Linked DNA regions of Mus musculus: regions 2, 3 and 4 are each linked to region 1. A link is a loop called in an ENCODE intact Hi-C map of the cell type or tissue named here. Cell type or tissue: heart. All regions are shown on one strand. Each heading gives the region's core, and the rest is flanking DNA. Links, peaks and the distances in the headings are about the cores only.

Region 1 (7,410 bases), core at 1,101-6,100:
AACAAATGAGTTTTAATGAGGTTACTTATATACAGGAGCAGGAATGAGTCAGAGAGAGTTGTTATCACCAAAGTCCATCCCAGCATGAGTGACAGTCCAGTAAAGCTCAAAACTTGAAGTACACTGCATAACTTGCAGGCTTCTTGGCAGGCTGCAGTGGGTCTCTTGCAGGTAGCTTGGCTGGTCTGAGCCTTTTTTTGGGGGGGGGGGGTTTCTCTGTATAGCTCTGGCTGTCCTGGAACTCACTTTGTAGACCATCACTCAGAAATCCACCTGCCTCTGCCTCCCAAGTGCCTGAGCCTCTTTCCAGGCAGCTCAGTTTATCTCAGCAGTCCTGTTTATATGTTTGGGGAGGGTGGGTCCTAGTGACTTCCAGGACTAGTGACTTCCTGGACTACCAGAAGCCTTTGAGTTGTTTATTTCCTTAGCACAAGGTGCTACCTTCCAAAGTGGGTTAAATTTGGAGGAAATTGCTACAGGACAGTGACCTACTGAGATTCAACCGGGCTGCTTACACAAGCCTAAGGATTACTTAGTGATGCACGAACAACTTAACTGTGGCTATACCACTTAAGAAAATGGGGCTACAATCACAAAGGAACTCATACAATATGTACTCACTGATAAGTGGATATTAGCCCAGAAACTTAGGATACCCAAGATATAAGATACAATTTGCTAAACGCATGAAACTCAAGAAGAACGAAGACCAAAGTGTGGACACTTTGCCCCTTCTTAGAATTGGGAACAAAACACCCATGGAAGGAGTTACAGAGACAAAATTTGGAGCTGTGATGAAAGGATGGCCCATCTAGTGATTGCCATATCCTGGGATCCATCCCATAATCAGCTTCCAAACGCTGACACCATTGCATACACTAGCAAGATTTTGCTGAAAGGACCCAGATATAGCTGTCTCTTGTGAGACTATGCCGGAGCCTAGCAAACACAGAAGTGGATGCTCACAGTCAGCTATTGGATGGATCACAGGGCCCCCAATGGAGGAGCTAGAGAAAGTACCCAAGGAGCTAAAGGGAAATGCAACCCTATAGGTGGAACAACAATATGAACTAACCAGTACCCCGGAGCTCTTGTCTCTAGCTGCGTATGTATCAAAAGATGGCCTAGTCGGCCATCACTGGAAAGAGAGGCCCATTGGACTTGCAAACTTTATATGCCCCAGTACAGGGGAACGCCAGGGCCCAAAAGAGGGAGTGGGTGGGTAGGGGAGTGGGGGTGGGTGGGTATGGGGGACTTTTGGGATAGCATTGGAAATGTAAATGAGGAAGATACCAAATAAAAATTTAAAAAAAAAAAAGAAAGAAAATGGGGCTAGAGAGACCGCTCAGTGGTTAAAGGCATACACTGCCCTTGTTGAGGCCCCGAGTTTGAGTCTCAGCACCCACATAAACGGTTTACTACTGGCGAGGCTTAGGAATTCAAGTTTCTTGTACTGACTTCTTTTGTTCTGTGATTTGGCTCTCCTGTGTGTACAGACACTGGACACACCTGCCTTTGATTGTATAATCAGTAATAACTTAATCAGTCTCTCTATAATTTTCTATTACTTTTTAAAACTTTATGTATAGGAGTGCTCTATCTGCATGTACAACTGAATACCAGAAGAGGGTAATAGACGGTAGATGGTTGTGAGCCACCATGTGGTTGCTGGGAATTCAACTCAGGACTCTTGTGAGTGCCCGACTCGCCAGCAAAGCAGATACCACAACAGGATCCTTCTGCACACGTTTATTGGGAGAGCTTGATTGCAGAGGCAAAAAGACCCCCACACCCAGAACTGTTGCTGCTTATATAGGCCTAGGAGAGGCGTGTCTCACACCCAGATTGGTTATGCTTTCCACCTCATTTGCATGTTCCTCATCTGATTGGCTATTCTCTCTCAGTACCTCACTGAGCCTCATTATCATACCTCATTTGCATGCCCCCCATCTGATTGGTTATTCTCTCAGTATCTCATGGAGCCTCATTATCATGCCCGGGCGAGGCAGTGACTTGGTGAAAAACTTTACTGCATATGTACACATTGGTTGTTTACCCAAACTTATGCGTGGTGGCCAGCGCCACCCTGCAACGGCACATGTGGCTTCCCACACACAGGACCTCTGGAAGAGCAGCCAGTGCTTTTTAATGCTCTTAACTACTGAGGCATCTCTCCAGGGCCCTCCCATTCTAATTTTATCAAGTCTAATGGTTCTGTCTTCAGAGAATCCTGACAAGGATGGACCTGATAGACACAGGTCCCAAATTTATTCCACATAGGAGACTAAGGCAGAAGTATAGAAAGTTCAAAGCCAGCCTGGGGAACTTAATGAGATCATCTCAAAGTGTTAAGTTTAACATGGCAGTAAAGACTTACCATCATTTGACCAGGTGGAGGCAGAGGACCAAGAATTTAAGGCCAACCACGGCTACACAGTCTGAGGCAAGTCCAATCCACGTGACATCCTGTTTCAAAAAAAACCCAAACCAATATCACCAACAATAAGAACCCTCTTCCCAAACATTAAAAGGGGTGGTAGGTGGCTTAGTGCATGAGCTAGAGTCAACACAGCTTATTACACACATGGCCTGAAAACGGGAATTTGGAACATGGGGCAACTGTTCAGGATTAAGACACGATGCTGAGCTCTGTGAAGGTCCTGGCCATTCAGTTGTCTTTATACAAACCACTCGAGTCAGTCTACGTTTCTCTTCGCGTCCCCAGATTAGGAAATGGCTAAGAGGTCTGGTGGGAAAATCTGTCAGCAGAAGGAACCCAGCAGCCTTACCAAGCTTATGGGGAGCTGGGGGCAGGCTGGACGCAGATGCAAGGCTCAGCAAGCGCGGGATGGAGTAAAAAAGGAGTCTTGGAAACCCAGAGGCCTCACCGCCCACTTCCTGGGCACCTAAGGCGGAAATAGCAACAGCTGGCGAGGCGACGCTGACCCCTTAGTTTGTGCCCGGCTGCGGTCACGTGGGCCAGAGCACGCGAAGACGCCCCGCCTCCGGCTCACGCAAACCAGGGGCGGGCGCGTGGGTGACGCCTCTGGCGCACGCTGCGGGCGTGAGCAGAGTGTATGGGCGGGGCCACCGGGGCTCTAAATTGGCGTGGGCGGAGCCTTGGGAGAGGGAACCTCGGCTGTGTGGGTGGGGCATGTAGGCGGGGTCTCCGGCGCAAGCCGCAAGATGGGTGGGAGTCGGCTGGCGGGGGTGGGGCATCCAGCGAACGCCGTGGGAGGAGCCTCTGCCGCGTGCTGTGGGTGGGGAGTGTTGGGAGCGGGCTGGCGTGGGCGGGGCTTCCATCGCGCGCCGCGGGCGGGGGCGGGACGTGTGGGCGGTGCCTCCCGGTGCTCCCGGGCTTCGGGGGCGGTGGTGGTGGCGGTGGCGACCGCGGCGAAGACGACAACGAGAGTGGGGCTACACGCGGAGGGACACCACGGCCATGACTGCGGAGCTGCAGCAGGACGACTCGGCGGGGGCGGCGGACGGCCATGGCTCGGTGAGCGGCGGGTGAGGGTAGCGGGGCCCGGGTTCCGGCTGAGAGGGGCGCGGCGGGCCAAGCGGGCGAGGGCCGACAGAGGCCGGGGCCTGCGGGCTAGGGCGAGAGCAACCCGGTCTTCCCGGGACTTTGCGAGGCTGGGTCCGCGAGCCTGTGTGAGGTTGCCTGGGTGTATAAGCCAGCTAAGGTTCCGAGCGGGATTGTGGGACCCGGTGCTAGGGACCCTAACGGGAGGGGTTGCACGTGAGATCGTAGGCAGCGAGGTCACCCCGAAGTGTGCACCGGGCCCGACCCAGCAGCTAAAAACTTCCCAAAAGCACGGCCACGGTGCCTTGTTCTGACTCTCAAATCAGTTTTATGGCAGTGGCTTCTCTGAGGCTAACGCAGACTTAAGTTATCTCACTTAAAGCCGGCGTTTATCAACAAAGTGCAAAAAAGACCCGGAGCCCCACTCCTCCCTTTTCCCGCCCCGCTTTTCATTCAGTTCTTTTTTTCCCTCGGAAACAAATCAGCTTCCCGAATTATCTCATTGATCACTGTAGGTTTTGAAGGAGGGGAGAGAAAAGCACAATGAATAGAAGGCACTTTACTATGTTCCTAGTAATATAAAAAGGTTGAAAAATATTACAAGGCTCTTAGGGCTTAGATGGTGGGCCTTTAGTAACACTGATTTGGAAAAAAAATCAAAAGGCTCATAATGTCTTTTAAAGAAACTTGGGAAGTGGGCAATTTGAGACTGTCATCCAGTTTTACTTTGGAATGTTATAACGTAACACAACATCCTCGTCCCTCAAGAACTGCACTTTTTAAATGACAAAATGGAAAACCTATACCAAGGATTCAAATACCGAGTTTGCAGTCGAGAAAATTTATAAAATATTTAGAATAAAAATTTGAGATACTGCTAAGAAAAACTCTATAATTAAATTCTATAATTAATGTCTTCTATAGTTAAATTTTAATAATTTGAGGTGCTGAGGATCAAGCCTAGGGCCTATCGCATGAGATAATCAAGCACTACACCCCCAGACTACAAGTTTAAAACATAGCAGGCTCTTTAAAATTCATGTAGAAAAAGATATCTCTAAGTCTTGGCCTGTAAAATGAAAGTAGGTGGATTTTTTTTTTTTTTTTTTTTTGGCGATCAGATAAAAATTGTTTATTACTCAACAGTGTCTTTTGGACATTGGGTCTGTATTTTTCTCTGTTTTCCTCCCCACAAGTCTACTTGTGTTGGGGACAGTGACTTATAAACAGGTGGTGAGATTTGGTTTTGAGACAGTCATATTGATACTATTTTGAGGGAGAGCAAGTCATATTTAAATTTGTTCTGGGCCCGTCATTTAAGACCACATGCCTTTCGATCAGTGGTATTTTCATTTACCTCTGTCACAGGCTGCTGAGGAGTGACCGGTAGTTGAGCACTCTCTATTTGAGGGTTTGCATGTAAGGTGTTTGAGCATTGTGTATAAAGTCAGAGCTATTTTGGGAAGGTTTGGCACTCCCAGGCTGTGGCTAGCTGCAGTAGCCTGATTCTGGGCGGGCGACCTGCGGAGTGATGACATTTACTGGTTAGTATTCCCAGAGATTTTGCCCCAGGCTGACAGATGATAAGCTTTGAAGGCTTGATAGCCCGTTGCCCTTTTTTCTCAGGTCAGGATAAAATGCTTGAGGCATGGGTTACCTTGAAGGTGTGGGTGCTGCATAACTTTGACATTTCATGAGAGTATTAATAACTTCTTCCTCTTGATAAGCTCCGTGTAGGACGGATTCTTTCTTTTGACTTCACAAGGCTTTCTCCTTTCCCTTAAAAGATGTTTAATATAGTTGAGAGGAGCTATCCTCCCCCGACACTCAGGAGCTATTTAAAACTTGCCACGTTTTCCCTTCCCCAGTTGGTCATTTGTACAAAGGACAGACAAAACTATGTATAGGCTCTCCAGGATTTCAGTGAGGGCTCTGGAACCCGAGCCGACACTTGGTTATCTTTGAATCCCCCAGACTGGTGAGTTAAGGACACCTTCCTGTGTTTTAATCAGTTCTCACCTTAGGTAAAAACCTGCTGGGAAGTTTTCTGTTGGAGTAGGAGAAACAGCTTGAAGTCAGTTTGCTTCTTAGGAACCTGATGCCCTTGACTCGTTGGGGGAGGATTCAGGACACACAATCCCCTCCCCCGCTCTCCCACTTGGAACCCAGGGCCTCTGCATTCTAGGCAAGTGCTGCTTCCTCACTGAGCTTTGTTGTGCTGGCTGTTTCGGTTGGTTCTGATTTTCCTTCGAGGTATCTTTGTGGTTTTTGGTTTGGTTTGGTTTTTGAGACCAAGGCTGGCCTGGAACTTGGGAGTTAGTCATCCTGCCTTAGTCTCCCAGGTGTACTTAACTCCTGTCAGGTTGTGAATTTTTTTTTTTTTTTTTTTTTGAGTGTTAGAAAGTTGTAATCTGGCTCCCCAACTCTCCTGCTCTTTGAGCCACAGTTATTGTGCACACAGAGAGTGCTGTATTTTGAGCTCGTAAACAGATAATCTCTTATCAGGTGGCCCGGTGCATTCTGTTTCATCAAAATGACTTTTTGTGTAGGTGTTTTTGAGACAGGTTTTCTTGTAGCCCAGACTGACCTTCAACTTTGTAGGGGAGGATGACCTTGACCCTTGAGGCTCCTGTGTCTGTTTTCTAACTGCTGTATATAGGCTTGGGCTACAGTACCTTATTATAATCAAAGACATTTAAAATAATGCCAACACTACAAGTAATAACTAACACACACACACACACACACACACATACACACACACACACAGAGACACATGGTCTCCCTGTAACCCAGGCTGCGCTCCTGAGTGCTGGGATTACAAACTTGGTCCTCCTACCCAGGTTCCTCCTCTCAGCCCTTTAGTGTTAGGCACAGCCTTGGCTTGTTAGACATCACTTTCCACCTTGTTAGAGACACTGTCCCCTGCATGTGGCAGGCTAGCTGGCCCTGGCCCTTCTAGGGATTCTCTGCCTCCCACCCCTCTGTAGCAGGAGTGCTTGGATGACATTGCTGTTGTGTGTCCGGCTTTTATGTGGGTTCTTGGGAATCGAACTCAGGTCCTTATGCTTGTGGGGCAAGTGCTTTTATAGTGATAAGCCATCTCACACTCCCCTTTAAATTTATTTGTTTACTTTTATTTGTGTGTGTGCCTTCATGTGTTTATGGGCACAGTGCCTGTGTGCGTGCGCGCTGTTCCTGGAGAGGTCATTAGATCTAGAACCTGGGTATAGCTCACCTACACCTGTGAGCTCTTGGTGTTGTAGGTGTTACGATCTAAACCCAGCTCCTCATCTGCAAGTGCTCTTAACTGCCAAGCCGCCTCTCTCTCCGGCCCTCACTTCCATTTTGTGGAGATGACAGGTTTTTATGTAGCTCAGGCTGTGTGAACTTGTCAGGTGCTCAGACTCTGCAGCAGACTCTTCTGAATTACTGCTCTCTTAACTGTGCCACCATGCCTGTCCTCCCAGCCCTTTTCTTTTTTGAGAGAGGCCTGGGGTCTCACTGTATACCTCTTGCTGCCCTTGAACCTTGTAATAGACTAGGCTGGCATCATATTCTCTGAGATCCCTGTCTTCTCCCACTGGGTTTAAAGGTATGTGCCACCATACCCAGCCTTTTGTTTTGTTTGCTTTTCTTTTTGAGGCAGGGTTTGTGTGTGTGTGTGTGTGTGTATGTGTGTGTGTGTGTGTGTGTGTGTGTGTGTGTGTGTGTGTGTAGCCTTGAGCTTCCTAGAACTAGCTCTGTAGAACAGCAGTGCATCCGCCTCTTTCTCAGATAGGGTCTTTCTGTACAGACCAGGCCAGCCTTGAGCTTGGAACAGTTCTCCTGCCTCACTCAGTTTCTTGAGTGCTGGGATTTTCTTGTGTGTCTTTACTTTCCAG
Region 2 (7,410 bases), core at 1,508-6,507, 500 kb before region 1:
ATAAAAGCTATGTCAAAAAAAAAAATTGAAGAACAGAAATCCATACTATAAATCACCTGACCTTTTCTAAACTGCCCTTTGGCAAACTAAGACTCCAAATGAAGTTTGCAAAACAGGATGCTTCTATCAGCAAACAACACTTTCCTCAGACTCTTCCATGAAAATAAAACATACTCCCCATGCAACTGACATCCCTTAAGTATTTTTCTTAATACCCTTATCCTCATCTGACTTAAGCCTTTGAACAAACACCCTATTCATGAGCAACTGTACGGACACACACCAAAGTTCCCCGAGTACATATCAACCAACTGATCCATTAGACCACATTTCAGGTCATCCACAGTCTAAAAGAAAAACACTTCTTTAGCCAAGAGTGAGCAGGGATGACAAAATAAAGACACTTGACCATTCATCACCAAAAATATCCCAAGTCAGAAAAACAAGTGTCCAAAGCGAAAGAAAGCTCGGGACTTGATTTATACAGGAAACTGTTGTAAGAAATATAATAGTCTCATGGTTCTCAACGAGATGATAAGCCTTGTTGCCACTACAAGACAGGAATTCACCTCTAAATGCTTGTTTGTTTTTTTGTTTAGGTTTTGCTGTTGTTGTTTTGAGACAGAGTCTCACTGTATAGCCCAAGATGACCTGGAACTTACTCTGTCAACCAGCCTAGACTCAAACTCACATTGACCACCCTGCTTCTGCCTTCTGAACTGCTGAGATGAAAAGTGTGTGACATCGTGCCCAGCTAAAAAATGCTTTCTCCAGGGAATGAAAAGTCCTTTTGCTTACCCAGGGAATAAAAAGACGTCCTAACTGTAAACGGGAAATGGCTGTGGCTCCAGTGTCCACTGAGCCTGCGCTCTGAAAACCTAATTTATTAACTAGACTCTTCTTTCCGCGGGCATACGTGCTCCATGTCTACAGGTTTTGTTGTTTCATTTGATTTCTATGCGTATGCATGTGTCTGGTCCGGTCAGGTCCTTTAGAGGTGGAGATTCAGGGGCTCGTGAGACCTGGGTATTAGGACACAGACTCTTGTCTTCATGAATGAGTAGTACATGCTTGAACTGCTGAGCCATCTCTCCACCCCCACTAGGTAGCCCTGAGTGCCCAGGAACTAGTCATATAGACCTCGCTGGTCTCAGACTCACAGAGATCCACCTGCCACTGCCTCCCAAGTGCTGGGATTAAAGACTCCTGCCACTAAGCCTGGCCTATTTTGTTCTTTAATGACTTCGAATATTGAGGATGGTATCAAGGTCAGGGATTTCATCTTTTAAAACGCTTCACGGGTGCTTAAACGCAAGTGCCAACAGGTCTATTCTATTTGTTCTGCTAAAGGTTTCAGTTAAAGGCAGCATTTAACAGAGTGATAAAAATCACCGTGAGCACACATTCTAAAAGTGTGTCTATAGATGTTCTAAAACCCTAACACAGAGGTGCAAGAACCACACAGTCTAGCTGAGAAGGCAACGGCCACCTGGGACAATGGGTGTCATCTGGGAGGAGTCACCCAGTTCAGACGGAAACGTCATTGGTCTGTAAGGAACGCATACGGATACTTTTTTTTTCCTTAACATTCCCTAACCAACATGGTGTAAACACTACTTTAAACACTACTTACACGCACCAACGTCGTATCAGGTATTCTATTGGGAGCACAAGAATGACACCAGGCAATCTAGAGGTGATTCAAAGTACATGAGAAATACTGCATCTCCTTCCAGGATACAGGGGAATGAGATTTAGGTATCTACAGAGGAATCCTGGAACCAACCCCTGATGGAGTGGTATAAGGGGGACTATATATGGAATTAAAGCCGAAGGTAGGACATAGAGATGGGAAACTCTGTCGGGGGACACCAAGCTTGATGAGGACCCAGCTGGCTGGATACTGGTGGGAACACTTGAGACTGCCTGTGTTTAGAGAGTAGTTTAACCAGCTTCCCCAATACCTAGCCAAATGCTCTTGAGCAAGTCCCCCAAATCTCTTGTAACCCAATATCTTCCGGTGGACAATGAACATCATTAACAGAGCCTATCTTATCATCATGAGGACTAAGAATACACGTGTAAACCCTGCAGAACTGTTGTAGCCTTGGGGGAGGGGGAGTTCTGTCAATTTCAACTGAAAACTTAATCCGGTTATGAAGTGGATTATGTTGGTTCCAATACCAACTCTAACATATTATATTACATTGTCCTAGTAATATAGCACTGGGCCTTAATCTACACAGACCTCAATCTGCTACGTTTTTCAGTGAGATCAGATGAAGGCACCTTTAGATCCCCAATGCCCTTTAAGTGGTATGAATGTATTTACACGGCATCACCTACTTCAGCCAAAATGTTAAGATCAGAGTCAGTTATCAGGCAGGCCATCTCAATAATCTGATCCTTCTCAATATCCAATCCTGTCATCTGTAAAACATAAATAAACAAGCATATAACAAACACATGAAACCACCTTTTGTTTTGTTTTGTTTTTGTTTTATTTTTTTGAGACAGGGTTTCTCTGTGTAGCCCTGGCTGTCCTGGAACTCACTCTGTAGACCAGGCTGGCCTCGAACTCAGAAATCCACCTGCCTCTGCCTCCCAAGTGCTAGGATTAAAGGCGTGCTGCCCAAGTTTACTTGACAGAGATTCCTTTGTGTGGACCCAGCTCACATTCTATGACCAGTAATGGTCTGGGCAGTACTCAGGGTATTAAGTTCTGAGTGCTCAGAGACTGCTAAAGGCACTTCCTGCGGGCGGGCCAGCTACTGTCAAACACATTTGTCCTGGGAACAGACTCAAAATAAGCAGGATGAAAACTTGACTACAGAAAAGTGAGCTCACGAACGTTACCTCTCGGAGGTTTACAATGGTTTCCGAAGTTTTCCCAACAACAACAACAACAAAAAAAGTTAACAAATGAACTCAGTTCGTAAGCAGAAAACTGGAGTTCAAGAGAGGCCTAGGTATGAATGCGTTAAAACTAAAATGGGTAACCTGAATCTTCCAATGGGGCCTCAATTTTCTCTTTTATGGAATGAGGGGTAAGGCTGAGTCATCTCCTGAGTCCTAGCTTAAGCAACCTAGTCTTTTAAGGCTAGGAGGTGGGGACGGAGCAGGGCTCAGAGTCGCTGCCCCAACTCTCACCCACGATCCTCAGAGTCACTAACGCGTAACACAAATTCACTTCTGGGTGGAGGTCGAGGCTAGGGAGAGGGGAGACACATGGACGGCTCCACCCAGATGGAAAGAAACCCCACAGTCCAGGGACAGTCCCAGACCCCGCAAAAACTCTTGACTCGGGGCTCCTGGGGCCGTGCTCACCTGTCGCACCTGACACCCAGATCCCTGCTGCTTCCCGGGACAGGGGAGTCCCTCGGTCCCACGCGCGAATCTGCGCTCGCCTCCCCGCACCCTCCTCGCCCCGGCCGCACTCTCACCTCCAGGTCCACCCAGACCATTCGCTGAGCCATGCTCTCCCCTGCCGCCATGGCTGCGCTACCTTCGCTGACACCTCGCGCCCCGAACTGCCCGCGCCTGCCACCCACGCCCCGCAACAGCCTGGCGCCCAGGGATACGCCTAGCATCACCCGGCACGAGCCGCCACGGCCCCAGCCCCGCCGGCCCAGCGCGCGCAGGCGCCACAGTCGCTAAACGTCGCAAACCCACGGGGAGGTGCCGGGAGAAGACTACAAGCCCCGGCATGCGAGGCGTCGGCTCGCCCTCCACAGCTACTCTCGGCTGCCGAAAGGGCTGATGGGAGTAGGAGTCCTTGGTCCAGCCTCCTGCTCCCCTCCCCCGCCACGTGTTTTCGGATGTTAAGGGACTTGCTAGTATTTCACCGCTAAAGTTTGTCTGTTTCCAGGAGATATCATTCCTGAGTTTTTATTAGTTCTAAGCTGCGAAGTTGAAGAGGCTTTACTTTGAAAAATATGGTTATATGTTTAAGAATTGTTTTAAATCTACCTTTTCCTTACTGCTACCTCCCTCAGTTTTTCTTTTTTTTTTTTTTTTTACCTGCCCCTCCCTTCCGCGTATTGAGTATATTTCTTATTTACTTGGAATCCGAGTGACGTGCTCTTTTGAGCTACAAGGCCAATTCCGCCATCACCGTTTAGGAGTCCTTAAATGGTCTCTTTTCTGAAAGATGACTTCGCACATATCAGGTGTTCCATAAATGTTCCTTTCCCATTATTGGCAGAAGCCTTGTCTCGTTTTCTAGGATGCCAGGACGTGTAGGCTGTGTTTCGGTTGTTAGATCGTATACTATTCTACCTTTTGCAGCCCACTAAAGAGAGTTGGAATAGCTCTGCCTGCTCTGTCCTGCGCTCTGCCTTTGCCGATCGCTCTGGTTTTAATAGACGGGTCCTTAATCTCCCACAATAGATACGGTTTTCATCACCTACGCTCGAAGGGGCCTCTGCGGAGATCTTATATTTTAGCTCAGTAGCAAACGCCTCTGCAAAGGGCAATTTTGTCACAAACGTGCTCAGTCTTGAATCACATACTCTGTGTCTTTTTCTGAAAGCTGTGTTGCCAGTAATTACAGAGCTTGTGGTTGGTGGCATAGTTATTCCTACCCGGTGAGCTGGTTTTGTGAGACAAACATTGTTGCCTAATCAAAGCTTTAAGGATGCTGCAACCTACAAGTGGATTTCAGCTACTCCACCGGTGACCTGCCAAGCTTGGCCAGAGAAACGGAAAAAATCATGGAAACGGGTGTCAAATTACATGTTCAATTTTACTGCAGAATGGGTATGTATATTATAACGGCATTACCTAGTAGAACATACTGTTAAGTTTGTAATCATTTGTGGCCCTACTCATAGGAAGGAGAACTCTATTGTAGCATTGAAACTTTTTTTTTAAGACAAAGAGACACACTACAGAACCCAAGCTGGCCTGGAATTCTGCCTCCCAAGTACTAGGATTAAAAGTGTGCAACACCACACCTGGCTATATAGGAATTTGAATCCGCTGGGCTTATTCTCAGTATTACTTCTTTACATTTTGAAAGGATAACATCCTTAGGCTGGAGAGATGGCTCAAAGGTTAAGTAAGAGTACTTGCTGCTCTTGCAGGGGATTGAACTTCAGCTCCGAGGGATTGTGTTGCCCTCTTCAAACCTTAGTGGGCACCAGTAAACACACATACACACACGTACACACACATACACACTGCACAAATAGAGATCTTTTTTTTATTACACCTTTGGTGGTGGTATTTAACAATTTATATCCTGAAAAACCACACCCATGATTTTTTTTTAACAATGAATGGTTACATTTAACAATGAAAAATTATAGCTATGTAAATAGCCACAGGGAACCCTATCTCAAAAATAAACAGAAACTATGTGTGGGAGTTTTAGAACCTTTCACGTTTATTCAGCTAAGGTAATGTGTTCTGTTACAATGATAAGTACAGATTTAGTGTTCTTACCATAAATAAAACAGTTATTTTCCCTAAATTCTAAAGAAATTGCAAAACAGAAAATGGTAAAAGAAACTAGATATAGATTTATGCACAGTTTTGCCAAAACAAAGAGTGTGAGTAAGTGTGCTAATGTCTTCCCACCATATCTATGACCATTTTAGACTTGCAGAAAGCAGCTGTGTGACAAAGGCTAGAATATTGTGACTTTAGCTGAGACACGTCCTTTCCTGGGGAGGAGGAGTCATGACCTATAAGTTGTACCCACTGTCTCTGTTTTCTGCTACAGAAACAGTTTTGGTTTCCGTCTGGTTTATATTTGGTTGTTTGAAACAGGGTCTCACTCATGCAGTGCAGGCTGACCTCAAACCCGTGACAGTCTTCCTACCTTCCAAGTTTAGGGATTAGTTATGATATAACATGTTTGGCTCTAGAATTTTTTTAAATTAATATTTCCCCCACATCCATTATTAAATAAAATAAGCCTTTAAAAAAAAAAGAAAGTATCCTCAGAGCACATCTGTATATGTGGCCACTGAGGTTTTTATGAAATCTGAACTGCATTTATGTCAACTCAGTTTACAAACACATACCAAGTACTTAGCTTGTACAGAGCACTCTACCATGAAGCTTTGGGATTTGGATCTGGAAGTCCGTCAAAGGCCAGAGTGTTGTAAGGATTGGCCCCATCATCGTGTTGACAGCTTGTGAAAACTTTGAAAGGTAGGGCCTCGTGACAGGTCTTCCAGTCATTAGATGCATGCTCTTGAAGGGGGACTGTGATCCTCCACTCCTCCCTCCCTCCTGCCCTGTTTCGTCGCAGCCATCGAGTCTGTAGAGCTTGGCTCCATTGCATACTCCCTGCCAATATGCACCACCCTACCACAGGCCCAACAGCAGTGACTCCGCCTGACCATAGACTTAAACCTCTAAAACCCAAGTGCCTAAAAGAAGTCGTTCTTCACCACTGGTTGATTGTCTTTGGTGATTTGTTACTCTAATGGGAAACCAACACAAATGCTAAAGATCCTACCAACTTACCAAGTGTGATGGTTTGTATATTCTTGGACCAGGGAGTGGCACCATTTGGAGGTGTGACCTGGTTGGAATAGGTGTGTCACTGTGGGTGTGGGCTTAAGATCCTCACCCTAGTTGCCTGGAAGTCAGTCTTCCACTAGCAGCTTTTGGATGAAGATGTAGAACTCTCAGCTCTGCCTGCGCCATGCCTGTTCCCATCTTGATGATAATGGACTGAACCTCTGAACCAGTAAACCAGCCCCAATTAAATGTTGACCTTAATAAGAGTAGTTTTGGCAAAGTTAGTTAATGCTCATTATACAGGACACAGGAAATACTCAACATATTAAAGTAGGGGTTCATGTGTTTGTTTGCTTTTAAGGGTTTTGGAGAGGTTGTTGGAGAGCCAGGTTATGTCAGCCCACAGTTCAGTAAATAATACAGCCCTTCCTGGCAGGGAGGTCCTGGTGTCAGGAGCTTGAGGCAGCTGCTCAAGTTGTATGCAAACTCAGAAAGCAGAGACTGGTGAATCTAATGTGGTTTGAAGTTCTAAAATTTGGGCACATTATTTTGTATTTGGAACTTTTTCTTTGATAGGGAAGGAAGTGACTACTTTCCCATCTGTGAAACATGTTAGTAAGGAGATAATGGAACAAATGGGGGGAAAAAAGCCTGTCTTCGCCACCGAGTTATCACACCCCCATCCCCATTTCTGAGGCAAAGAACATTATGCTTGTTTGTTTTTCTAAAGGACAGTGTAATGTACACTGATGTCAAGATAAAGCAAGATAATAAGGCATGTAAAGATTTTTTTTAATTATACAAATTTGCTGAAGGCATTTTTTGCCAGATACACAAAAATTGCATTCAAAGAATCACAACTCTGGGCTGGAGAAATGGCTCAGCGGTTAAGTGCACTGACTGCTCTTCTGAAGTTCCTGAGTTCAAATCCCAGCA
Region 3 (7,410 bases), core at 1,312-6,311, 66 kb after region 1:
AGAGTGAGAGTCTTCCACTGGGGAAGAACGGTGGTGACACAGGAGCACACCCAGCCAAGGACAGAGAGGAGCAGACCTCCAAGCTGGACTCTCCCACGGAAGCTACAGGCCATGGTTGTGCCCTCTGGAGGAGGGGATAATGAGCTCAGGGACTGGTCAGCTGGGGTGACTTTCTGGGAAGTTAGAGTGGATGGAAGTTGCAGAAAACGGTGGTGTTAATTTTCAATGCAACAGCTGAGACAGGTGTTAGGAATTTGGCAGTGTTTGGGCCTAGGGGTGTGGCCAAGATCAGATGTGAGGATGGATTCTGAAGGAGGGTCCCATGAGCCAGTCCGATAGCTAGAGATTAAGCTGTCACTGTGCTTGATAAATACTTTCATAAAGTCAAAAAAATCACTCCTTGACTCTGGGGTTACAAAATTGGTATTCTGGAAATACACCTTGGCACGATCTTTCCCAAGGACACTTTCATACTTTTAAATATATGGGGCAAGTGAAAACGCTCGGTGGATAAAGGTGCTTGCAGCCAAGTGAGACAACCTGAGTTCAAGACCAAGGTCTCACGTTGTAGAAGGAGAGAACTGACTTGTATACATGTGCTCATGCATCTGAATAAATGCGACTAAATATTTAAAATATGTATAGACTTTGACACAGAACGTATCTATAGGGATTTTATCTATGTTCTAGGTAACTATATCGAAAGATTTATTTTAAACATCCATTGAAGCTTGTTAATAATTATACATCTTGGTTAGTAGAAGTGATGTTAAGACCAGAGAGACGACTCAGCAATTAAGAGCACCGGCTCCTCTCCCAGAGGGCCTGGATTCAATTTCCAGCACCTGCATAGGGGCAACCAACCATCTCCAGCTCAAAGTTCCAGGGGACCCCAACATTCATTCCTCTGGCCTCTGTAGGCACCAGGCATACACATGGTGCACAGACACACACATACGCAGAAGAACTTTAAGTGATGTAGGGGCTTGGGAACTTAGCTAGGTAGAAGGCTTTGGAGTACAGGCCTTTGGCTGCATCCCTAGGACCACATAAAAGGGTGTGGTTGCATCACCTCTAATCTTAGCACTCAGGAGGCAGAGACCTGAGGTTTAGAAGGTCAAGGTCATTCTCAGCTACATAGTGCAAGTTCACTACATTAAACCCTCACTTTTTTTTAAAAAAGAGGTGACTTTTGTAGAAGGAAAAAACTTCTGAAAGACTTATGTGTGTGTTTTGCCTAATGCATGTATACACCCAAGTAGGCAGTAGGTCATTGAGTCCCCTGGAACTTAATTTATGGGTGGTTGGAGTTGCCATGTGGGTGCTGTAAATCAAACCTGGGTCCTGTGCAGGAACAAGTGTTCCTCGATGCTGAGCCAGCTCTTTAGCCTGCAGAAGATATTTTCATAAAGTGGGGGTGGGGTGGGTGGTGGTGGTGGGGAAGGAGCTGCTCTGTCACATAGCAGACAGGAAGCAGAGTGGAACCTGAAGTCCTTCACTGAGAAAGCAGGAGATCACGTGATGCAGAGCATTGCGAATGCCGTTTCATTCTCTTTGAAAGCTCTCTCTTAGGGCTGGAGGGATGGCTCAGAGGTTAGGTGACCGACTGGCTGCTCTTTTGGAGAACCAGGATTTGAGTCTCACCGACATGGCAGTTCACAACTGTTTATAACTCCAGTTCCAGGGGATCGGACACCTTCTTTTGGTCTCCTTGAGCACCAGGCATGCAAGTGGTATACAGGCATATACTCAAGGAAAGTACCCGGGCTGTTGGCTTCAGGGTGGAGGCCAAGAAAACTCACTTCAGATATGAAAGCTTAAAAGATGAGAGCCTCACGTGCTGAGACAAGACACGTGGTGAGGCAAGACCCGAGAAAGACTTGTGATGTTTGTCGGGAGTATAAATAGGATTCAATGGACAGCAACGGAGGCTTGAGGCTTGCTTATAGAGCTAGCTTTGTAAACCTTCTTAGTTTTGCATCTTAGCTGATCTTTGCTTCATTGAGAGAGGCACAGCAGAGAACTTTTCCTGGTGTTCCTGTTGGCCCTGGTCTCTTCCCATGATTTGTGCTGATTCAACTCAACTGAGGCCTGGCTAGTTCCTGCTAGGTCGTGCCACTGCTGCTGCTGTCCAGACACTACTGAGCTGCACTGCTGGTATATCCTTCAACTGGTATATCCTTCAACTGGTATATCCTTCAACTGGTAAATCCTTCAACTGGTATATCCTTCAACTGGTATATCCTTCAACTGGTATATCCTTCAACTGGTATATCCTTCAACTGGTATATCCTTCAACTGGTATATCCTTCAACTGGTATATCCTTCAACTGGTATATCCTTCAACTGGTATATCCTTCAACTGGTATATCCTTCAAGTGTTTGCGAGTGGACTGAGCTGCCACTGCTTACCCGTGAACTGAACTGCTGATTTCCTGACAATGCAGGTGGGATTTGCACCAAAGAACCTTTCTCAACAGGTCTACTTCCCCCATATCCTTTCTTTTCTACTACCTCTGGTGGGTGGTGGGCTAGAAGGGAGGTTAAGTGTTTTAAGAACCATCATTAGAAGTAGGCTTTGAAAAAAATTAAAGTTACAATACCTTGGCTTCAAGGTCCCTAATTCATTCTCCTAGACATTAGGTTCAGAACTGAGAGTGATATGGGGACAAAGGAGTGGATCAGCTGCATGGAGTTATTAGGGCATAGCAGGGAATTGGTTATATATTTACAACTTATGCACCTTGGTTTAGATGACAGCAGTTTCTATGTTCTTTACCAATTAACAGACAATTTAGAAAATGTTTGGAGACGTGGGATAGGAGTTTGTTCCTAGATTAGGAACAGGAACTTGTGTGACCCTGCCAGCAAGATGTCCTTGAGAGGGCGGGACTCCGACAACTGTCTCCTTACAAGCTGTCCCTGAGATGTCTGAACCCAGGGGATTGTTTACCACAGAAGCTGTTCAGCTATAGGGAAGTCCCCAGCCTCCCCAAGGCCTGGGATCTTGAATTTATTTTCTGAAAACAAAATGGTAGTACTTAGATTAAGTTTCTTTTGCTCGTTCCCAACAACACATTGTAAAATAATTTTTAACCCCTTCCATGTCCGAGTTTTGTTTTAAACAAAATGTTAATTTGTTGTTATCTTAATGTTAGGTTTGTGTTGGTGTTTTAATTTTCTTACTCATTTCTTTACACATTAGATAAGTTTGTCGTTTGATATTTTGTGATCAGAAAGCCCATTCATTTGAAGACTACTATTCCTCAGTCCAAGCGAATTTTCCTACCGCCTGGTAGACTCAGAACATCGCTGGAGAGAAGTGCTCCCTCTGCTGGTCCTCTGCTGATCCAAAGTCAGCTGCAAGTAGCTGTCAATCATACCAGCTTCCATTCTGTCTGTTGCTGCTTCTAAGCCACAGGATCTGATGGGAGAGGAAGTGATTTGCACTTTCTGATCATGGCTAAATGCCAGGCTTTGAGTTCGGTGCTTGGCACTGAATTTTTATTCTGACACTGTGTGAAACACTTTAGGGAAATTAGCAAGGTGTCCTGGCTGGTAGGGGACAGAAGTAACCTCAAGTTAAGTGACTTGGACTTGACCACTTCAGGTTCTTGTCCCCAGCCACAGCATTGACCCAGCATGTTGGCTAAGAGCTTGTCTCTATGGCAGAACACAAGAAACCTGGGATTTATTGCACCAAAGTCATAAAGGTCTGGCCAGTGTGTTCTCTTTTCATGCTTTTGGGTATGTGTGCGTAGCATGTGCATACATGTGCATGCGTATGTGTGTAGAGGCCAGAAGTCGATGTCCCGTGTTGTCTTATATTATTCATCATCTTACTTATTTAATTAATTTACTTATTTATAAAGGACACCATTATATCAGGTACATCTGATAGAGGGTTAGGTGTATAAAATATATAAAGAACCAGAAAAACTTGGCATCAAGAAAGCAAAGTTAGGGCTGGAGAGATGGCTCAGCAGTTAAGAGCTCTTCTGAAGGTCCTGAGTTCAAATCCCAGCAACCACATGGTGGCTTACAACCATCTGTAATGAGACCTGACGCCCTCTTCTGGTGTGTCTGGAGATAGTGACAGTGTACTTACATATAATAATAAATAAATCTTTTTAAAAAAAAAAAGAAAGTAAAGTTAAAAATGGGAATCAGAACTAAGCAGAGAGTTCTCAAAAGGTGAAACAGAAATGGCCGAGAAACACTTACAGAAATGTTTATCTTGGTGGTGGCGCACACCTTTAATCCCAGTAGTCGGGAGGCAGAGCCAGGTGGATTTCTCTGAGTTCATGGCTATCCTAGTCTACAGAGTGAGTTCCAAAACAGCCAGACTTACAAAGAGGAACTGTCTTGAAAAACAAAACAAACAAATAAAAAGATAAAAATAAAAATTTAATGTTCTTAGTTATCAGGGAAATGCAAATCAAAACTATTCTTTTTTTTTTTTTTTTTGGCTGGAGGTTAGCATAATCTCATTATATAGTCCTTGGCTGGCTTGGAACTCTTCATATAATCCAGGCTGGCCACAAACCATAGAGATCAGGCCTCTGCCTGCCACCAAGCCTGCCTATTTATTTATGTGTATGAGTAGAGTGTCCACAGAACAAGAAGGGAATATCCGATCCCCTGGGGCTGGAGTTGCACACAGTTGTAAGCTGCAATGTGAGTGCTGGGAATTGAATGTAGGTTCTCTGGAAGAGCAGTCAGTGCCTTAACTGCGGAGTCATCTCTCCCGCCCAGGATTTCCCGGGTCTTTGCATTTTCCTAAGAAATAATTAAGCATTGGGGCTTGTTATTTGTATGAGCTCCCTCCAAAAGCAAAATCACAAAATTATTTGTAATTTTGTAATTTCCCCTAATGAATCTTCCCCACTCTGTCTTTTCCCTCCCTTGCTTATTTTGAAAATAGCTACTGTGTTGTTTTTTGTGATCATTAAGTCACGTGACCGGGGCTCCAGACCTAGTACAGAACTCGCCACATAGTATTCCTCAGTGAAGGCACAGTGCAGGTTTTCAGAAATGTCATCTGTGGATTATTATTTTTTTTTTGTCATTGGGCATTTATTGTTTGCAACATTTCAAGTATTTAAAGTAAGGCTGAGAGGACTCCACGCAAAACTGCTTTCCAAGGACAGCCTGGCCACCTTAGAGCACAAGCTTTCTCAACCCAAGATTCTTTCTCTTCCCCCATGGAACAGGAACTACCTGTCCTATGCTCTATTAGGATGAGCTTGATTGGTTTAGGGACCCAATGTTGCAATGGACCTTGGGAGTCGGGATCTACCTAAGGTCCTCTCTCATAAGACTCCTTTTAAAGAATGAAAGATGCTTTCATCAAAGCAGTACATGTTTATTGCAGAACAACAGAAAGCAGAGAAAAGGATGCGAAGAAACAGCATAAGCCATTAAAGTCCACCCAGAGGACACCACACACACACACACACACACACACACACACACACACACACACACATCACACACCACACATACCCTAAACACACACTTTAGTTTTTGAGACAAGGTCTTTGTAGCCCTGCAGGCTTGGCACTCACTAGTAGACCAGGTTCACCTCAAACTCAGATATTCGCCTGTCTTTGCCTCCTCAGTGCTGAAAGCTTGAATCCAAAGTTGTGTGTGACCATGTATGGCCTGCACCTCTATTTTATTTTCTTAGAAAAAAAGGATCATACTATACTGTGTGAATATCTCCAAGTATGCAATACATACCAATAATGAGACGATTTTATTATTTTTAGTAATTCTTTTATATGTATGTGTCTCAGTGTATATATGTGCATCATATATGTACAGGAACCCTCAGAGGTCGAATGAAGACATTGGATTCCCTCGAATTGAAATTACAGGTGTTTTTGAGCTGCCTCACATAGGACTGGAACCCGGGTCCTCCACAAGGCTAGTTCTCTTAACTACTAAGTGATCTCTCAGTTGAAGAATGTTAAAGGTCAAGCTCTCAGTGCAAGAATTTTCCCTGCCATCAACGATAAAAAAGGACAAAGGGTAAATTAGCAAGAGAAAAGATGACATTTGTATAATAAACATCTTGTTTATTGGTTTTATTGCCTGCTCCAGGAAGGATGCTGGAGACAGATAACATCTGTTCTAAATCCCTACTGATTGAATTACCTGTATCTGCACCCTTGTCTCTGTTAATTTTATACTTTATGGTATTGCTGCACTAATGGCATTCCATTTGGCTATGTAAAACACTTGCTTGCTCTGCTGGTCAAGTAACAAAAAGTGTATAAAGGGGACAAGGATGCTCTTACAGCACGCATCCCTCTCCTACAAAGAGTGTCACGTTGGTAATAATGCCCAGTGGCTGTCTTTCAGGTCAGCCTGTTTTGCAAAGTGAACGAGTGATCTCATCTTCGCGGAACACTCTTTTGACCTTCAACAATGAAATAGTTCTAAAAAGCTATGGCTAGCTGGACATAGTGGAATAAGTGTATAATTCCTGTATACAGGAGGCTGAGGCAGGAAGATAGCTATGAATTTGATGCCTTCCAGGGCTACAGAAACCACGTCTCAAAACAGAGCCAAAAAAATCACTGAAAACTTTAAAATTAAACAACGATAAAAAGCCTTTGGTGAAATTTATTTGTAATCTCTGATAGGAAGTGATAAGAATCTTGTTCTAGGGGATTGCCCGGTGGCTAGAAGCACTCGTTGCCCTTACTCAGGACCAGGACTCAATTCCCAGCATCCACATGGTGGCTCATGTCATCTGTAAGTCCAGTTTCAGGGACTGGACTTACTTGCCTGCTTCTGACTTCCATGGACACAGCCAAAACATTCATACGTATCTTAGAAAGAAGGTTTTATAAAAGAATGTCTGTAGCACTTACAGGACCGTTACACTAAGTATAAATTTGTACCATATCCATGTATCAATATACTTAATATGAGGCACTATTAACAAACACTATTAGAAAGGTGCAATTGTGGGGATCCTTTCACTTATGTCACTCTCTCGCACAATTCCAGAGGGCAAAATTCGGGTAGACTTAGCTGCTGAGCCCAATGAATGAATAACAAAAAAGATCGAGATGATTCTGTAAGTATCGAGCTAGATAATCTCACAGGAAAACCTGAGATTACTGAGTATAGGGAGGGCCATAAAGGATTATTACCTGAAACATTCCGCAGTTTCTAGCGAAACCAACCCAACCCTACCCAAAATACAAGAAGAAAAAAACCGGCGGGAACAGACTGGCGTTTGAAAACCTGTAGGGAGCAGATGACGCCTGCGCACTTTGGTGCCTTCTAGACGCCACTGAAACAGCGGACGCCTGACGGCGCGAGGCCTCCTGGGAACTGTAGTGTGACCCTCTCCTGTGCGCGAGCGCCGGACCCCGTAGAACTCAGTTTCCCGGC
Region 4 (7,410 bases), core at 1-5,000, 490 kb before region 1:
TCCTTTTAGGAAGAATAATTCTAGTTCCGACTGAAACCGAGATTTGGGGCAAGTTTTTTCGGACATTATTTGTAATATTGACAAAGAATGGGAAGTACAGTATAAAATCTCCATCTCACATGACTGTGTGATGTCCTAACAATGTAACCAACAGCTATCATTTTCCCACTGCATGGAAACGAACATTTACAAGGCAAAGTGGATTATTTTGATTACAAAAACCAAAAACAAAACAAACAAACAAAAAAAAAAAACCTTCCGCACCTATTACTCAAATATAACCAACTATTGAGTCTTAAAGCAAGAAGGTACAGGACTGGTAGATTTAAGCATGCCAGTCCTGCTTTCCTGCGTTATGTTTATGGAGTTTTTAAAACACTTTAACGTCTGCAATTTCACACGGAAGTTAAGCGGATAGACTCGGAAACACATCCTGCACGATGCGGCAAAGGCCAATGAACTCAAATGGGAAGGCACGGTACACAGGAAAGAGGAAAGCAAGTACTGAGGTTCCACCTCGGATCCCTGGACTTTTCCAAGGTGGAGACGCAGATGTCCCCATCATCCGACGTCACTTTCGGCCCGAACGCCGCGGAATTCCGGCTCGGCGCGCTCCGCTCCTTGGCCCGGCCTGTGAATGCCACAGCCGCCCTAGGACCGTGCCCGCCCCTTACCTGGTGGAACAGCTCGAAGAGGAGCTCCTCTGTCACCTTCGTCTCCAGGTTACCCACGAACAGAGTGCGGTCGGCCTCTGCGGCCGCCGCCCCCATCTCCGCGCTGTTCCAGTCCCAGGCCTAGGCTGCCTGCTCAGGGCCGACCGACCCTACTGCGCACCCTCAGAAACACTCACGTCCTCCCGTTCAGACGTCACGACGTAAAGGCCCGCCGTGCGCGAGCGCAGACGAGCTACGCACGCGCGCGGGACAAGCGCCCGTTTCCGGCGGCTGCTCCTTCCGCCGTTGCGTGAAAAATGGCTACTGGGGTTGGTAACGGTTGCGTCTGACGCGGGCTGGAGTGACCTGCGGCGCCGCCGAGGGCCCAGTTTGATCGACATACGTCTAGCAAACACTGCAGGCGGTGTTTGAAGATGGCCCAGAACTCGGTGTCGCTGTCCGCCGGCGATCAAGCCAACAGGATGGCCCACCGATCCTCCCAAGGAGATCTCAACCCGTCGGCCATGGCTTGGGCAATGGTCTCCGGAGATAGCTTCCTGGTTACTAGGCTGGATCCGAATCAGCCGGGACCTCGGCCACCAGCGCGACCCAGCGTTCGGGCCGACAGACGTCGAGTCCCTGTCGGTGGCCGCAGCCGGAGCCGAAGCCGCCAAGGCAGATTCTCGCCTTACCCGATCCCAGGCGTCAAGCTCGACCTCTTAAGAAGTGTGCTGCAGCAGCGTCTGGTTGCACTGGGAACTGCTCTCGCAACCCGAATCTCAGCGTAGAACGAATGCCTCCCCTCACTTAGCTTACAAACAAGGCCTCTCCAAAAATCATGTCTTGGTGTGACGGCAGTTTTATTCTTACGCATTTTCACCGATGTGGGCGGTTAATATAGGCTACCAAAGAAAAGTTTAGCCGGGCATAGTGACACACATTTTTAATCTCAAGACTCGGAAAGCAGGCTCTGAGTTACAGGCTAGCCGTTTGTTACATAGTCGAGGGGCTTAATATCCATCCATGTGGGGCCAAGAAGAGGCCAGGAGGGCTTTTCTTAAGTAGTCACAAAGCTAGGTGACTAGTTGTGAATGATGTAGAGTCTTATAGTGCAGACTTGCCGTGTATTAAGGATGGTCTTGAACTCCCCCTTGCCTGGGCCTCCCAGGTGCTGGTGTTTACAGGCGCGAGCCATACACCAGGCTTGAGTAAGCTGCTCAGTATGGAATCCAGCTGTGTCTGAGTTCTACAATCCTCCCTGATTCTCTGGGGCTTCTAATTTAAGCCTCTCTACCCGTGACTACCCTTGAATTCATGTTGAGGAAAAATGTCCTTTATCACATTGCCATTCCCCACCACCTAACTACACCCCCCTTCTGTTTTGTTTTGTTTTGTTTTAGAAATATCTATAGACTCCCAATCTTTGGGGGTGGAGTGTCTCATTTTGTACCTCTGACTATCTTGAAGTTGACAGACATGACTGCCTCTGCCTCCCAAGTGCTGGGATTAAAGGCATGCTCCACCAGGTCTGGTCAGACTCCAATTTTTTTTTTTTTTTAAAGATTTATTTATTATATGTGAGTACACAGTAGCTGACTTCAGACACACCAGAAGAGGGCACCAGATCCTATTACAGATGGTTGTGAGCCACCATGTGGTTGCTGGGAATTGAACTTAGGACCTTCAGAAGAGCAGTCAGTGCTCTTACTCACTGAGCCATCTCACCAGCCCCCAGACTCCAATCTTAAACATACTAAAAACAAGTACTTTTCCAAGTTAAGCCAAATGTACAGCATACTTTTCCAAAGACTTCAAATGAACATTTGCATGGGCCATATTATTTAATCAACTCCCAACTTTATTAGTGTGAATCTACTGTCACAAAATATGCTGGTGGGACCTAAGTCAATCACTGTCACTTGACATTTGTTTTCTGCTCACTGTGATCACTTGGTATCTTTTGTTTTTATCAATCTTAGAATGATTTTATACTGAAATGCCCTTGCTGTGTTGCCCAGGTTGCTCTAGAACTGGAAATCCTGCGTAAGGGTCCCCAGTGATAGGTGTGTACCCAACAGCAGGTGAACTTCATACATCAAGAGCCAGAAGTGCATTCTGGATGGAGAAGCTAATAGGTAACAGCCACACTAGACCTTATTAGGGAGAGTAATGCCACTCTTTATTAAGCGGTAAAGATGGCTTCCCATGTTAACTGTGTTCTGGTTCTCTTAAGTGGCTGATCATTCCTATGCTATTTTCCCTTAACCATGTATTCCCCTAAGTGGTATTGGGAGGAAGTTTGTGGATTTTTGTTTTGTTTTCAGACCCTTGTCTCCTTGGACTTACTTAAAATGAGATAAAGCAGACTGCCACATGCTGCACTGGGATTTTTAGAACCACATCTGCAGAGGAAAATGTAGTGGACATATAGAAGACTGGAAATTGTGACAAAGGGAAGATACTGGCAATATTAGCTACTTTTAATTGAGTGTGGCATTGTGCTAGAGGGTGTTGCTCAGTAGGGTGAGCTGATTGAATTCTGTGCTTGCTGTTGCCTGGATCAGGCACTTAGAATTAAGTAGTGTACAAGGTAGATAGGTGGCTTTGCTCACATGGCGCTTTACACTGTGTTACTTGATTACCACACCAGCCTGTAAGAAGGATACTGTACTTTAATTTCTTTGCTGGGTAGTCTGAAAGTGAGGGGGATTCTCCAAGGTCTTTTAGCTGAGGCTCTTTGAAACTTGCAACACAGACACCCACTTACAGTAGCTACTACCCCAGATAACTAAAAGGAAGTTAGCAGAGCTTTAATCAAAACAAATGATTGAGGAAAGAAGTCCACATGTACACTATGGGTAGGGATAGTGAGGTGAAGCTGGAGGAAGAGTGCAGTCCTGTCAGGAAAGGCCACCTCAAGGCACTAAGCTGCCAGGGAACTGAGGAGAGGCTGAGTCCTTTTGACGTTATCAAATGCTAAAAGTGTTAAATAGGGCTCAAGGGCTTCTTGTCTTGCCATTTGATGTCCAATTCTGTACTAAAAAGTCGTTTTTCCTTCAAGTTGGTGGACATTGGAAAGTAAGGATTAAAAAGTCTTAGATAAAAAAGGCTAGAACCACAGGAAATGAGGACACTGGCTTGAAAGAAGGCGCTAATTACAACACCAGGCTCAAGTACTCAGCACCCCAAAATCTAAAAGTACATCTGTGCTAGGGAGGACCCAGAGGGAGTAGACTCCATTTCTGTTCTGGTGTATACATGGTCATCAGGATTCAGGCTTTGGTTGAGAGATAATGTAACAGGGTTTATTGTGTTTCCTTTGGAAAGAAGAAAGCCTTCACATAAACTCTCCATTATTTTAAGTGAGAGTCAAGTGCAGAGTGTCAGAGTTATAGTGTGCCACAAAGACTGTAGTATGGAAGAACAACTAGCAACACCTTTGAAGTTACCCCAAATGGACAATTAAATGTTCCCAAGAACAGACTTTTGGGTGGGGGCACAAAGTGAGTGTCCTTGCAGTGTTGGTAATGCTGATCCTAAAATGGGTTTGAAGAGTAGTCTGGAAAGTTAGCGATTGGGGTTAAGCAGCTGGATAGCCTATGTTGAAGTGGGTTCCTATTAGCATGATTGCAGCAAAGAATTAAAAGTCTAAGAAAACATTTAGGGTATTAAAAGGAAACCAGTGGAACCATTGAGAGAGAGAGTTTGCAGAAATCCCAGATTACCTACCTTAGTGCCATCCCTGCCACAATGGAAGGAGAGCCTGCTCCCAGAGGTTGACCTCTGGTCTCTACTTAACAGCATGTGCAAGCACGCACACACATAGTAACAAAGAGACTGATTGACTGTCCTTAGTACCAGATGGTGTTTACAAGAGCAACTGAAGAAGAAACAGGAAGGAAAGAAGAAGGGAGAGAAGTCCAAGAAGAGTGGTCATCCAAAGATGGTCTTTCCAGCCATGTCTCAAATATTCAGTTCATTTATTCACAGCCCGTTAAGCTACATCGTTGGTCTTCTCAATTTCTGTAAAAACTATGCCTGTTTTCTTAGCCAACCAAATGCATAATTTTGAATCTGGCCGCTCCAGCAATGCCCTCATTGCCCGCCCACTTTGACCTGCACAGTCTTCCTCAGCTGATCTACATTATGCATATTTGTTGTATTCCTCGGATGGCTTCCATCACCTGACATGGACTCACGGTGTCTCTCTTCCCCTCACACTCCTTTCTCTTCTTCCTTGTCTCTTCACAGCCACTTAGTGTTTCTCAAAGTCTGTTTTCAAGTCCATCACTAGAAATGCTACTACCATGGAAATGATACAAGGACAATGAATTTGTCAAGTGATGAGCGCTTTATGACCTTAGGAAGCTCAGGTGTGCTATGGCACATTAAAAGTTCAGAAAACTTTGTAGAGGAAGCATCACTTATCTTCATGTGAAGCAGTGTTTGACAGCTTATCCATACACTTAATTTTTGCATACTTCCTTCCCAGAGAGATAGACTCTTCTGCAAGAACAACTTTAAGACACTGCTAAAGATTTAGTGAACCCCACTTTCATATATTAACAATCAATATATCCAGTGGGGCAGGTTTTAATAAGTTTCCAGAGTGTTCTTGAGTAAATAGTTTGGTCAACAAGGTAGAGAAACCTAAGCTGTCCTGTAGAGGACTGACCTGTCCCTCTCAATGCCTGTTGGGTGGCAGGGAGTGGACATCAAGCAGGTAGCTGCAGATCCCTAACACAGCATCAGGACTGGTGTTACTAATGATGATGCCACTTCATCAGAAAGGGAAGTACAGTGGTTTCTTGAGGATGCTGTAATTTTTATTGAATAATGCTTTAGTTGGATTCCTTCCCTGGAATATCTGTGGTCAGCACTCCTTTAATAGGGAAAAAAGCATTTGCCTTTGGGTCCCCAAAGACCTGAGAGTTCTTGAAACATGGTGACTAAGAACTTTCACAGTCCAAGATACATACATAGAGGCTTTCTATGATCTCACAAATCTGCATTGTCAGGCCTTATAGTTCCCATGGGTGGTTGTTCACGTCTGCCTTATACCCAACTCCCTTGTCCCCTTAACTAGGTCACCCTTTTCCTCTCAACTAAACTTAGTCAAGATTCTTTACATTGTTAAAACCAATTTTAAGCAGGTTAAACAGGAAAATGAAGTATATGGATTTTCAGGCCTGGAAACATGTGATAAGCATTTAATACTGTGCCTACCTAGCACCTATTTACCCTTCGTCTTTGTTTTTTCTTTGTCTTGGAGCCCACCCTTTGTTTAGTTATTTGCAATAATCCTTCACACCCAACCAGGGATAAATATAACCTGTTCTATTTCATTTTCTGGGGATATTCAACATGCCATATGTATGTACATATATATATATATATATATGTATATATATATATATATATATACACAATCAAGAAAAGATAGTGCTTGCTTAATAAATGAATGATTTTAATAGGCTATTTCCTCTTGGAATCAAAATTGAAGGAACATTCCAAGAAGGCAAGGGCAGTATTTTTTTTTTCTTTTAATTTAGCTGTGTATTCGAGTAACACTTGAGTACCATGGCAACTGTGTGGAAATCAGAGGACAACTATCCAAGTCAATTCTGTCATCCAAATGGGTTCTAGAGATGGAATTCAGGTCACTGGGCCTGGTGGCAAGCACCCCTTACCTACCAAGCCATCCTTTGAGGCATTCGGATAGGACTTGTTAGCACTTTGTTCTACGATGATCTTACTGGAGTAGATGTGTATAACAGTAAGGCAGATTGTGCTCTAAAGTTTGCTTCCATTTTCAGTCACTCTGCCTCTGGAACTGTAAGAGAAAGTTAGATCCGAATCCCAGATTTCAACAATTATACGTGTGAATATTTGATACACTTAATGTTTTCCCTATTTAATAATTAAGAAAGACTATGGAGTCATGTAGAACATACCCAGATTAGATGATTGGTTACAGGCTGTGTTGTTGCTAGCCACTTCACAGGGGTTGCTGTATTCAGTCAGCACAATCGCCCTGTGATAAGTTGGCAAATTTTCTTTTGTAAAGATCCAGTTACATGCCAGATATTATGAGCCAAGAAGCAGAGTTAAGGCCTGGGTAGGTGTAGAAACAAAAAGACTAAACATATAGCAAATCTCCCCAGTCTTTACCAATTAGACTCTGATGCTTAGAGCCAACCCCAGTGACTTGCACTCCTTTATACACATATCCAGAGCCTGACTCCCTGTGGTCGAATGCAGGAAGGACAAATGGTGCTGTCAGTTTTTCTACTTAACAAGATAACGAGGTGCCCACCTCTTTCTTGTCTAGATAGGGTCCACAAGACTAGGCCAAGCAACTGTTAGAAAAGGGCTCCCGGTGTTGTTCACAGTGCTCCCGGTGTTGTTCACAGTGCTCCCGGTGTTGTTCACAGTGCTCCCGGTGTCGTTCACAATGCTCCCGGTGTCGTTCACAGTGCTCCGGGTGTCGTTCACAGTGCTCCCCGTCCTCTCTCTCACTTAGACTTGGCTTATTGTTTCTGTCTCTCCCACAGTATGTTTTCTACTATCCTTTCCTATCATTTCTGATCTGATGAGTTGTCAGACCCCACAACTTAAGCTTCTTTTTCCCAGGAGGACAACGAGAACTTACATAAGAAAGAACAAATTTTCACATTTTTATTCTGATAACGTTCAAAACATAAGAGTACATTGAGGGACTGGAAAGATGGCTCAGTGGTTTGAAAAGGCCGAGCTA

What was found. Peaks named below come from ENCODE experiments on the same cell type or tissue, not always from the same donor. Only the 100,000 strongest peaks of a DNase experiment are listed, where the experiment ranks them.
Region 2: a loop joins it to region 1, with 4 times the contacts of the local background. A loop is called at or near these places in 8 of 42 quality-filtered maps.
Region 3: a loop joins it to region 1, with 2.9 times the contacts of the local background. A loop is called at or near these places in 18 of 42 quality-filtered maps.
Region 4: it touches region 1 in a loop (2.3-fold over the local background); 8 of 42 quality-filtered maps call a loop at or near these places.

Annotation. Positions count from the first base shown.
Region 1 is chr9:48,982,039-48,989,448 of GRCm38, forward strand. It overlaps Usp28 (ubiquitin specific peptidase 28), which reads left to right and starts at 3,347. Exons shown (of 25, transcript NM_001359739.1): 1 at 3,347-3,499. The coding sequence starts at 3,443. Gm51673 (a long non-coding RNA gene) reads right to left here and starts at 3,091. Exons shown (of 3, transcript XR_003948157.1): 1 at 2,790-3,091; 2 at 2,378-2,466. In heart, for the core only: no CTCF peak of the experiment used is centred there; DNase peaks (open chromatin) are centred at 3,143 and 4,963; H3K4me3 peaks cover 3,899 bases; H3K27ac peaks cover 4,056 bases.
Region 2 is chr9:48,476,964-48,484,373 of GRCm38, forward strand. Rexo2 (RNA exonuclease 2) reads right to left here and starts at 3,648. Exons shown (of 7, transcript NM_024233.4): 1 at 3,444-3,648; 2 at 2,347-2,430. The coding sequence starts at 3,590. In heart, for the core only: no CTCF peak of the experiment used is centred there; a DNase peak (open chromatin) is centred at 3,698; H3K4me3 peaks cover 2,174 bases; H3K27ac peaks cover 1,790 bases.
Region 3 is chr9:49,048,182-49,055,591 of GRCm38, forward strand. It overlaps Cldn25-ps (claudin 25, pseudogene), which reads right to left and starts at 161. Exons shown (of 1, transcript NM_001384265.1): 1 at 1-161. The coding sequence starts at 113. Zw10 (zw10 kinetochore protein) reads left to right here and starts at 7,400. Exons shown (of 16, transcript NM_012039.2): 1 at 7,400-7,410. In heart, for the core only: a CTCF peak has its summit at 3,342 (motif pointing left); a DNase peak (open chromatin) is centred at 3,360.
Region 4 is chr9:48,494,481-48,501,890 of GRCm38, forward strand. It overlaps Rbm7 (RNA binding motif protein 7), which reads right to left and starts at 850. Exons shown (of 5, transcript NM_144948.5): 1 at 675-850. The coding sequence starts at 770. Gm5617 (predicted gene 5617) reads left to right here and starts at 863. Exons shown (of 1, transcript NM_001004191.3): 1 at 863-1,495. The coding sequence starts at 1,088. The coding sequence ends at 1,441. In heart, for the core only: a CTCF peak has its summit at 2,285 (motif pointing right); a DNase peak (open chromatin) is centred at 881; H3K4me3 peaks cover 1,966 bases; H3K27ac peaks cover 1,609 bases; H3K27me3 peaks cover 894 bases.